Regions from separate parts of the Homo sapiens genome. Here region 2 is linked to region 1. A link is an interaction called in ENCODE POLR2A ChIA-PET data of the cell type or tissue named here. Cell type or tissue: CD4-positive, alpha-beta T cell. All regions are shown on one strand. Each heading gives the region's core, and the rest is flanking DNA. Links, peaks and the distances in the headings are about the cores only. Region 1 overlaps RPTOR (regulatory associated protein of MTOR complex 1). Region 2 overlaps RPTOR (regulatory associated protein of MTOR complex 1).

Region 1 (5,373 bases), core at 149-5,148:
GGCGGTGCCTCCACTGACCAAGTCTGTCCGTCGGGCAGGTGTGTCTAGGGGAGGAGGCGGAAGGCGCTCCTCAGTCATGGAGCCACGTTGTTGTAGGAGCTCATTCTCATCTTGTCCAGGTCTGCGAGTAGTGAAGGCAGCAAGTCCTGTGTGGCGGCCGTGGGGCTTCCAGGGAGCTGAGCGGTCAGGTTGAGTCAGTTTCCATGTGGTGGACAGTTCTTACTTATCCATGCACAGCCCTGGTTTGTGGATTACAGTGAACAGATTTTGAATGTCAGCTTCCCTTCAGTTCACCGTGCTTCTCAGATGTGTCACAGTTAATTTGTGGTTAAGGGATGAAAGTTGGTTTTGCCATTAGATAAACATGTTTTTTATAGTGCCTAACCCCAAGCAGAGTATGTTCAAGGAGAGAACAAAACAGCTCCCAAGATCTGGTCCATTAGCCCAGTAGAAATTGTTATTGCATTTTAATGTAAATGACAGTCATCCTTTCGTGGTATTGATAATAGAGTTGTTTGTGTGCTTTTATGAGATGCTTTGAATGAACCGAAGCTGATGACTATACCTCCTGTTGGGAGGAGGGGGTTTGGGGAGCAAGGGGGTTGAGAAGGCCAGTGGTGGGCAGTTTTGGTTCTACTTAACAGGTGTGTCTTTTGGATTTTAGGCACAAGTGTTATTTGCAGAACTGAATGTTTATGTGTAATTCCATGTTGTTTAGGGGTTTGGAGTGAGGATAATTGGAATCCAGGCATCTTCTCCTTGTCCCTGAATGGGGCTGCTGCTTGACCTGTCCACCTCACAGGGAGTGTCATGTGGCCATGTGTGACAAACTGTGAAACCCTTGGTATTGAGTGCTCACACTGCTAGGTGTGGTGGGAGGCGCCTAGTCAGGCAGCCGGGTTGGCTTTGGGGAGCACTGCATGGATGGCTTCTAAGATCCACTTGTCTTCTTTCCCCTGGGATGATTAGACAGGCCTCTGCTTTGTGGGCAAAGCAATTGGTATCAGCACAAGTCACTCGCTTCCTTGTGCCCCCCACCCCCAAATGTTTTGGAATGAATTTTATAGATGGATGCTGATATGGCTTGGCTGTGTCCCCACCCAGATCTCATCTTGAATTGTCACTCCCACAATTCCCACGTGCCATAGGGGGAACCCAGTGGGAGGTAATCGAATCATAGGGGCGGGTCTTTCCTGTGCTGTTGTCCGTAGTGAACAAGTCTCACGTCCCTGCACGAGCTCTCTCTTGCCTGCCACCATCCATGTAAGATGTGACTTGCGCCTCCTTACCTTCCGCCATGATTGTGAGACCTTCACAGCCATGTGGAACTATAAGTCTATTAAACCTCTTTCTTTTGTAAATTGCCCAGTCTTGGTTATGTCTTTATCAGCAGCATGAAAATGGGCTAATACAGATGCAGTCAAGACGCATAAATCAGTGGGTTCTACCTTTTCTTAGGATTTTCAGGCTCAGATATGGATAATCGGGGAAGAAGCAGCTAAGTTGCCCTAGGACAGTACTCCACACCTGGAGGTGCTCCAAAGCTATTCATGGAACAGCCCAAGGTGGACCGTTACTCGCTGTGACTCCTGCTTGGGGCATTCACGTTGCGACATTAGTTCCAAATTGACAGTCCAGTTCAGCTGGTGAAAATGGCCCTATAATTGCGATTGGCAGCATCCCTTGGCGTGCGGCCCTGATGCCATTACCATTCCATCATCCATCCCGTCTTGCTGTCTGCCCTGCCGCCAGCCCTCCCTCCTCCTGCCCAAACTCACCTGACTTTCTTCTCTGTGGGTCCTAAGGTTGGGCTTCATCCACCTTGAGTTTCTGTGACAAGCTGCCAGTGAGGACTCATGGGCAAAGGCAGAACTGTGGGTGGATGGCTCACAGCTTGCATAATTCAGTACCTGGTGTGAAGCACTTTGCCTGTGTACTCATTAAATTTGCAGGACGGTACAGACAATATCTTCTGGTGGTCTTGGGGTTAACTGTGGTGCTTTGACAGTTTCACTTAACTGCTTACTGCCCAGAAAGTTAAGAACTGTTCCTATGATCAATGTTTTTACTTATATTTTTGCCTTGGCCTCAGCAGTGCTCTCCCACTTCGTCTTCCCTCCTTTCTAGTGCTTCTCGCCTGAAAGCTTTTCCACGTGCGTGCCGTGTTCAGTGAGAACTCTGATTCATGCTCTTCAGCCAGAAGCCTTCGTAGTCAGCCCTGCCCACGCACTTCCTGCCTTGCCCTGTCCCCAGAGGCCATGGTATTGGAAGCAGCTTCCTGGAAGCAAGCTTAGATTATGCGAAGCAGTTTATTCCGGACTCTTTAGACCAATTGCACCAGAGCATAAAGGTGTTGTCACCTACTGCTATCCCTCCGAATACCTTAGTGACATGACCTATAAATTCTTTTAGGCACACCAAAGACATTACAGAAAGAAGAATGAAAGAAAGGCATGGTTCTGCAGCCTCCTGGAGGATGGCAGCCTGTTGTGACTAGACTCCTCAGGGTTTCAGTCCATTAGAGCTGGTCCCAGAGGGGACCCCTGCTGGCCAGCCCTGTGTTGGACTCTTGCTCTCCGAGGCCACCTAGGGGATTCACTAGAGAGCCCATTTGGGATTGAAGAGCACGCGTGTTGACTAGAGTGGGTTGCAGCATGGGCCGCAGCCTGTTTAAACACTGCCTAGGGAAGATTGGTGGAGTCCGCCTCCTCCCTTCTGCCTCGTAGGTCCGCAGAGTCGTGCTGGGCTCACCGCTCCTTCCCTTTCTGGGCGGGAGCGCCCCTCTCACTGGTAGGGGAGCTCCCTGGGAAATGTGGTCTCCTTTCTACCAGTGCACTGAGGGGTGGGGTGGGGAGAGCTTAACTGTGGAAAGAATGCGAACTGGTTTAGTTCTGGCTTTGCCACTTCTTAGAAATGTAACTCTGGACAAATTACTATTTAAACTTTTAAAATTTGTACATGCAAATGAGAGTTAATGGACAGAATAAAAGTATATAAAGCATTTGCACCAGGGAGGCCATGGTGGTTGGTCATCAGATCCTTACTTCCCATCCCTTTCTGTCCCTTATCCCTTCCTCTCCCTCATGGTTGAGGTGGTGGAGGCCCCTCCCAGAACATTCTGCCCAGGAGTCTTGCTGCCTTAAGCCCCTCCCCATCCTGCCTTATCTCTGGTTTTATCCTCTTGCGGGGATAACTGCATTCCTGACTCTTCCTCTATTAATTGACCTACTTGAAGTGTAATACTTTTAGAGAGAAGTAGGGGCTTAACTCTGTCCTTAACAGGCCTCTCGAGGATATTATCTCTCATCATCATGTTCCCTTTAACAAGGGAGTTGTCTGTGTGTATGACAAATTGCAAATGAGGACCCCCCACCGTCAGGCTGGGGACTAAAACTGTAGCTCAGCTGTTGTCGTTTCACAGATCTCACGTGCCATGTGTGTTTCCTGAGTTAACTTGGGGACCGTGATACAGAGCGATGCGGAGATGGCTCTGAAGGACAGGCAGGTGCCAGGCGAGGGATGGAAGTGCTGCTTCTAAGTCAGAAAGTGGAAGGTGTGATGTGTTAAAGAATGGAAAGCTAAATTTGGAGGTGACGATGAGGAACCCACCGTATGCTCGCCATATGCAACTAGGAAGAGTTGTAAAATCCTGCTCCAGCCAAATTGGAAAGTGCTGATCAAGGGGGAAACGATCAATAACAGATTGGAGGGGGACGGCCACTTCAAAGTGTCTGCGGTACTTGATTTCATTTTGCAGGGGAAACCATATGTCACAGTGGTGTTCATGAATTTGGGTGTTCACAAGGGCTTCTGTACAGCTCCCTCCCAAATGTCCGCGATTTACTTGTTGGTATGACACATAATGGAGATTTTTTTAAAATGGACATACGAAGCACATAACGTCAAGTTCACCATTTTAAAGTGTACAACTTGGCTGGGCGCAGTGGCTCGCGCCTGTAATCCTAGCACTTTGGGAGGCCGAGGTGGGCAGATCACCTGAGGTCAAGAGTTGGAGACCAGCCTGGCCAACATGGTGAAACCTTGTCTCTACTAAAAATATTTAAAAAATGGCCAGGCACGGTGGCTCACGCCTGTAATCCCAGCACTTTGGGAGGCCGAGGCGGGTGGATCGTGAGGTCAGGAGATCGAGACCATGGTGAAACCCTGTCTCTACTAAAAATACAAAAAATTAGCCGGGCGCAGTGGCAGGTGCCTACTGTAGTCCCAGTTACTCAGGAGGCTGAGGCAGGAGAATGGCATGAACCCGGGAGGTGGAGCTTGCAGTGAGCTGAGATCACGCCACTGCACTCCAGCCTGGGGCGACAGCGTGAGACTCCGTCTCAAAAAAAAAAAATTAGCTGGGCGTGGTGGCGGGTGCCTGTAGTCCCAGCTATTCCGGAGGCTGAGGTAAGAGAATCGCTTGAACCTGGGAGGTGGAGGTTGTAGTAAGCCGAGATCACGCCACTGCACTCCAGCCTGGGTGACAGAGCGAGACTCCATCTTAAAAAAAAAAAAAAAAAGTGTACAACTCAATTGGCTTTTAACATCTTTGCAATCTTGTGCAACTGTCATAACTGTCATAACTGTCTAGTTCCAGAACACTTTTCTTACCCCAAAGGGAAACCCAAAGCCCATCGGCAGTCATTTCTCCTCCCCCAGGCCCAGGCAGTCACCAGCCTGCCTTCTGTCTCTGGAGATGCCTGTTCTAGGTACTCCACACAAATGGAGCCATACAGTATGTGGCCTTTTGCGTCTGGGCTCTTTCCTTAGCATCTGGAATGTTTTCAAGATTCCTCCATGCTATTGCATGTATCAGTAATTTAATCCTTCTTGTGTGTGCATGTGTAGAGATAGGGTCTCGCTTTATTGCTCAGGCTGGTCTTGAACCCCTGGCTTCAAGTGATCATCCTGCTTCAGCCTCAACTCTTTCTATAGCTGAAAAACATTCCATTGTATGGCTAGTCTACATTTCTATTTTATGGGTTCATCTGTTGATGGACACTTTCATGGTTTCCACCTTTTAGCTATTTGAATAATGCCGCTATGAATATGTGCATGCTAGTGTTTGTGTGGGCCCCTGCCCACTAGTGGGGTTGCTGGGTCATATGGTGACCCTGTATTTTACCTCCCTGAGGCACTCCCAATCTATTTTCCACAGTGGCTGTACTATTTGTCCATGTCTACTAGCAGTGTATGAGGGCTCCAGTCTCTCCACATCCTGGCCAACATTTGTCACTTTCTGTATTCTTACATTGTTATTATTATGATAGTCCTAGTGGGTATGAAGTGGAATCTCATCGTGGTTTTGGTTTTCATTTCCCTGATGATTAGTGATGTTGCCATCTTTTCATGTGCTTATTGGCCATTTGGAGG
Region 2 (5,373 bases), core at 279-5,278, 53 kb after region 1:
AGTTGGGAAGTTACTCCAATGATCTAAGAAATAGATAAGTGGTGGTGGTGATGGTGGTAGTGGTGGTGATGGTGGTGGTGGTGATGGTGATGGTGGTGGTTATGATGGTGGTGGTGGTGATGGTGGTGGTGGTGGTGGTGGTGATGATGGTGGTGGTGATGGTAGAGATGATGGTGATGGTGATGGTGGTGGTGGTGGTGGTGATGATGATGGTGGTGGTGATGGTAGAGATGATGGTGATGGTGATGATGGAAGTGGTGGTGATGGTGATGATGGTGATGGTGGTGGTGGTGGCGGCGATGATGGTGGTGGTGATGGTAGAGATGATGGTGATGGTGATGATGGAGGTGGTGGTGATGGTGATGGTGGTGGTGATGGTGGTGGTGGTGGTGGTGATGATGGTGGTGGTGGTGGTGGTGATGATGGTGATGGTGATGGTAGAGATGATGATGGTGGTGGTGGTGATGATGATGGTGGTGATGGTGATGGTGGTGGTGGTGGTGATGGTAGAGATGATGGTGGTGGTAGTGGTGGTTTGGTAGTGGCTTGACCTGGGTATTGATAGCACGGATAGAAAGAGGTGGATGGACTCAGTCAGGATTGAAGAGGTAGACTCAACAGGATGCAATGATTGATGACATAAAAATGGAAAGGGTGAAAGACAAGAAGGTGTCAAGGGTGATTCTTGGGTTTCTGTTGTCCAGCTGGGTGATTCTCAGGTTTCTGTTGTCCAAATGGTTAGTGACCCCATCCATATGGATTGAGGAGAGAGGGGAGCAAGCTTAGGAGGGAAGACACAGAAGATGTGCACTGGACAATTCCTCTCTGCTGAAAGGCCTCAGACACACTGATGGATTGCTTCACATCTGGGAACAAATGCTGTGAAGTCTCTGTGTCCTCAGCGGCTCCACCTGGTTGCACTAGGGTGGAATCATGGGAAAGGGCACAGGTTATATATTCTTGCCATTTATTCTCACGGAGACCATAATGCTCATTCCATATCAACCGAAAGGTAGCATTTGCCATCACTCTTTTTGGCTTTTGTTTTGTTTCTCTGTATTTTACTTGTTTTTCATCCTAACACCCTTAAGGGTGAGGGTAAACAAGGGCTATAGGAGGCGAGGCCTTCCAGGGAAATGCCGGGCAGGGAAGAAGGTCAGGTCCGCCTAAAGGTCCCTCCTACCAACATTTCCCTGGAAATCTTTGCATCCTACTTGAGAAGGAGAGGGGTAGGGTGAAACTTTCACTAGACCCCAGATGGGGCCAGAACTGGCCTGAGTCCTGAAATGACATTTGTTCCTCCAGGACAGTTCTGAGAGTGTTGCAGGCATTTCGGTTTGTTGGATCTAAACTTGACCTGCTATTCATTGCTATAGGATGGGAGGATGGCAGCGATATCACTTGTACTCACAGACCCAGCCTAGTACGACGCCAGTGTCTTTGTTAGAAACTCTACAGATGTCTATGTCCAGCCTGCCCCAGCGGCACAGGGCTACCCCTGGTGGGATTTTGTCAAAGGGGAAGACCCACCAAGTAGAGCCCCTGAGCCCCTCCTCTTCCCAGGTGGCCGTCTCTCCTTGATCCACACCAGCGGCAGTTTGTGCAGCTTCACCAGAGCTTCTAGCGGGACCATGCCGCCACGAGGGCCACTGGGAGCAGAGTCCCTCCCATGCTCAGGGCTCTCCAGGGTCTGAAGTCTGCACTTGTATGAGAAGGAGCTCCAATACCAATAAAAGTCTACGTGGAAAATGCAGAATCTGATTGCAGTAGCATTTCTTAGGCCTTATTAGCATATAAATTTACCAGGTGTCATTTTAGGACAAGAGCCCGTCACTGAGAAGGAAATGAAATTTGGAGCTGCATTTTCCTTCATTAAACCAAGGGCCCATTTTTGTTTTGTTTTGTTTTTTGTTTTGTTTTCTTTTCTTCGGTTATTCATTCTTTTATTATCTTCTGCTGTCACATCCTCCAAAACTCCTGTGCATATATTTTCTTGCACCTTGAGATTTGGCATTTCAGGAAAAATGCCTAGCACAATAGGCTGTAGTTTAGAGACTTGCTTTGTCATTTTATATGTCCAGCAGAAATTGTCGTAACTCCCCCGGATGATCAGATGCTCCCGTGCCTCTCCTGTCTCTCAGACCACACAGCTATTATCCCTGGCATTCTAGTTGTGAGACAAAACCTTAACACAATGTGGTGACATTTAATTTAGTGTTTCTCATTTCAAAGCCCTTAAAAATATTAATTAATTCCCATGAAGCCCCAGGAGGCGTATTATTAATATCTGTGGCGCCTTTCATGCTAGTCCATTAATGTGCCTTCTCTACGCAATAGGTAAGAAAATGAAGCTAAATCCGTTTTTCGCAGCCCCATGGGATAAGACCTTCACAGAGCCAGGGTCAGAAATGATGAATCCTTAATTTTATTGGTGTCCCTGAATAATCTACCCCGTGGCCTTCTGTGTGGCGTGGAAGAACAGCACTCCTGTTCAGGAGCAATCTCAGGAGACAGCGAATGATTTTCCTGTGGAGCTGTGACTTCAGCAATCCTAGTTCGATAGCTGTGTTGAGGAGAGTAGAATTGAGAAAAACTGCCGCAGCAGTAATGTAATAAGTGAGATGGAGCAGGAGGCACTTGACAATTTCACTAGAAAATCTCCCAGCGATCTGTGGGCCCTGCAGTGAACCCAGCCCCTGCAGATCGATGGGCCCGTGCTCCAGGGAGACAGATGTGGAGATCAGCACCGTGGCTTGTTCTTATTTTGGGGTGCCTTATCTTTCCGTGCCTTTGTTCTTCACCACTATGCATGGGGGATTTCTGTAGCCTTAGCAACCAGAAAGCAGGGTGGATCTGTGGAATTAGACTCCGAAATCTCGAGTTTAGTTGACAGCGCTTTTTCCTTCCTTCTGATTGCCTCGCCGTCTGGCAAGCTCTGCATGTGTTCTTTTCTCACCTGTATCTGCAGCCCATGACTCCGGAAGTCTTTCTGACTCTGAAAAACATATCCTGTGTTCACTAAGGGGAAGTGGTTTTAATGTGCATGAAAAGAGGCTGGCAGGCGCTCACCCCACCTGGACCCTAGACCCTGGAGAAGGGGTGGGAAGTTAGCTTCAGTGGACGTTCCTGATAAACGTGAGCTCAGGTGGCTCACTTCCCCTGGCCTGACTGCAGACTTGAGCCAGGAACACCCATTCCGCCTTGTGTGTGAGACCCAGGAGGATCAAGGAGATATCCTTTAGCATCCATTAAAAAAAAAGTTTTTTTTGAGTCCTACCTCTCCATTTTTGCTCTTCCCTACTTGAGCTGTCTTAAAGCATCCCTGGAGGTAGGAAAATGCATAGACCCTCCTTCCCAGGGCCCCAGTACTGCCGGAGGAGCCTCGGTGATGGCTGCACCTCTGCCCTGGGGCCTGGAGCTGGGCTAACGCTTTCTTGGAAAACCTCTAATTGTTTCTACCAAGTTAGCCAGGACACTTTTTAAAAAGCACTTTCATTAAAAATGCATAGGTATTTGTTTTAATTTACATAACGGCCCAGACCAAAATGGGATGTGGCCTGCTGCTTAGACTGGCCATTATCACGCCTCTGATTCAGAGAAAAACCTAAATTTCATGTTTATGCAGGTCTTATAGCTGATGCGTTTGGTTTGAAGGAGCAGGTGAACTAGGTCCTCTCCAGGACTTGGTGCTTTTTTGTTGGGTGTGGAGAGACATGGGCGAGATGGGGCTGTTGCTGCTGCGCTGATTTGAAGCCATCTCTCCAGACTGAACCCGTCCTACGTGTCCGCCATTCTTTCTACCTATCCACCTGAAGACGGAATGTCTAGCTACCTCTACTTCAGACTTATTTTCTAATTTAGAATGTACTTACTTGAGTGGATGTGGTTTTGGAGGGCCTGTAGCCAAGGTCGTGACAGCTGAATAAAATGTTTCCTTCTTTGCCCCCAGAACTGCGCTTTCATTTATCAGCTGCCCTTGGTGTGTTGTATGGGATCAGCCAACATTCAGGTATTTAGAACATTAAGACTCAGTGGCCTGGTTCTGTCTCACCAAGAACACAAATAAACAGTTGATGAATCCATCACATCAGTGATGAATCCAGAATGTGTCCATCATTTTCGTAAGTCTTAGTATGCAGAGAATCTCAGATAGCAAAGCAGAAAGGATGATGTCACAGACGCCTTGGGTACCCAGCACCTGGATGCAGCTGTTTGTACACACATACTTTCTGATATTATGTTGACAGTGACTTACACCACTTCAACCTCAGGCAGGATTCTATCAGTTTCTTTACTACAAATTGATTTGTTTCTTTAATAATTATTGTAATTACTGTCAGTAAAAATCTGAGTATGACTCAGCAATTAGTTGCTGGTAACTGAGTGTGTTGTAATGCTGGGGAAAGGATATAAAACTTGTATTTTGAACAGAAAGGCACACATGTGGGTGAGCAGTGTTTACCACCACAGAATTTACCGTCTACACAGAATTGAGATAGCTGCACATGAATGTATAGTGAGCAGTGTAAGTTAATTCAGAGAAAGAAAAAATTATTTCCTGCTGAAAGGGTTCAAGAAGGAATTTTGTAGGAGAGCTGGGCATTGAACAGGCTCCTCCAGAACATGTGGGTCAGATTGGCCACCGCATGGCTGGGGTCCCCCATGGGCCAGTGATGCCCACCTATGGGAGCAGGTGACACGCTGCCTCCCAGGCCACGCATCGACACCCCTCCTGTCACGCTCCGTGCTTCTCTGAGCACTTCCTCCTTCCCTGTGGCCCTGGGCTCCCTGTGGGCCAGCCCTGTCCTGGCAGAGCCCCCTGTGCGTGTCAACGCACATCCTTCATAGATGAAAATGGACTTGAAGATCCCGCGTTATCAGTTGGTTAGCTCTCTCTCAAGTCTCCTTCGTGACTCTGCTTTATTTTTCGAGCAGCATTCTGGTTCTGAGCGAGGAGACACTGAGAGGGGAGACCACTCTGTGGCTCTAACCCCGCCTCAGACCAGGGCTCCGCACTGTCCTGCAGTGGCACAGGGTTGCTAGCCTTGGATTAGCTTTTGGTTCTCTAATGGGCTTTGCTTGCAGGTACAAAAATTTGGGGGAACCTGGAAAAACTCTTAAATCTCCTCATCTGAAAGATATTCATACATCTACTGATGACTTCCAAAGTACAAGGTCTAGAATACCAAGAGGTTTTATGTTGTCATAAATTAGAGTTTTAATGTATATAATTAGGTGAAACCAAATGTGTATCATATACAACAGAGTAACCGTGTTGCAGGAATTGGGCCTCGTTTTCCTGTTGTTTTCCTCACATCTAATTCTTTTTCTCTGGAAATGCCAGGGAACCTTTCTTTATTTTCTTTATTTTTA

Evidence for each region. Peaks named below come from ENCODE experiments on the same cell type or tissue, not always from the same donor. Only the 100,000 strongest peaks of a DNase experiment are listed, where the experiment ranks them.
Region 2: POLR2A ChIA-PET joins it to region 1 with 7 read pairs; 2 of 35 experiments call an interaction of 5 or more read pairs at or near these places.

Annotation. Positions count from the first base shown.
Region 1 is chr17:80,647,667-80,653,039 of GRCh38, forward strand. All of the region lies in intron 3 of RPTOR (regulatory associated protein of MTOR complex 1), which reads left to right. Among named protein-coding and RNA genes, the nearest start is that of RPTOR, 110 kb to the left of the region's middle. In CD4-positive, alpha-beta T cell, for the core only: no CTCF peak of the experiment used is centred there; DNase peaks (open chromatin) are centred at 2,225 and 2,555; H3K4me3 peaks cover 707 bases; H3K27ac peaks cover 638 bases.
Region 2 is chr17:80,700,335-80,705,707 of GRCh38, forward strand. All of the region lies in intron 3 of RPTOR (regulatory associated protein of MTOR complex 1), which reads left to right. Among named protein-coding and RNA genes, the nearest start is that of RPTOR, 160 kb to the left of the region's middle. RefSeq lists an enhancer at 4,661-4,780. In CD4-positive, alpha-beta T cell, for the core only: no CTCF peak of the experiment used is centred there; a DNase peak (open chromatin) is centred at 2,917; H3K27ac peaks cover 292 bases.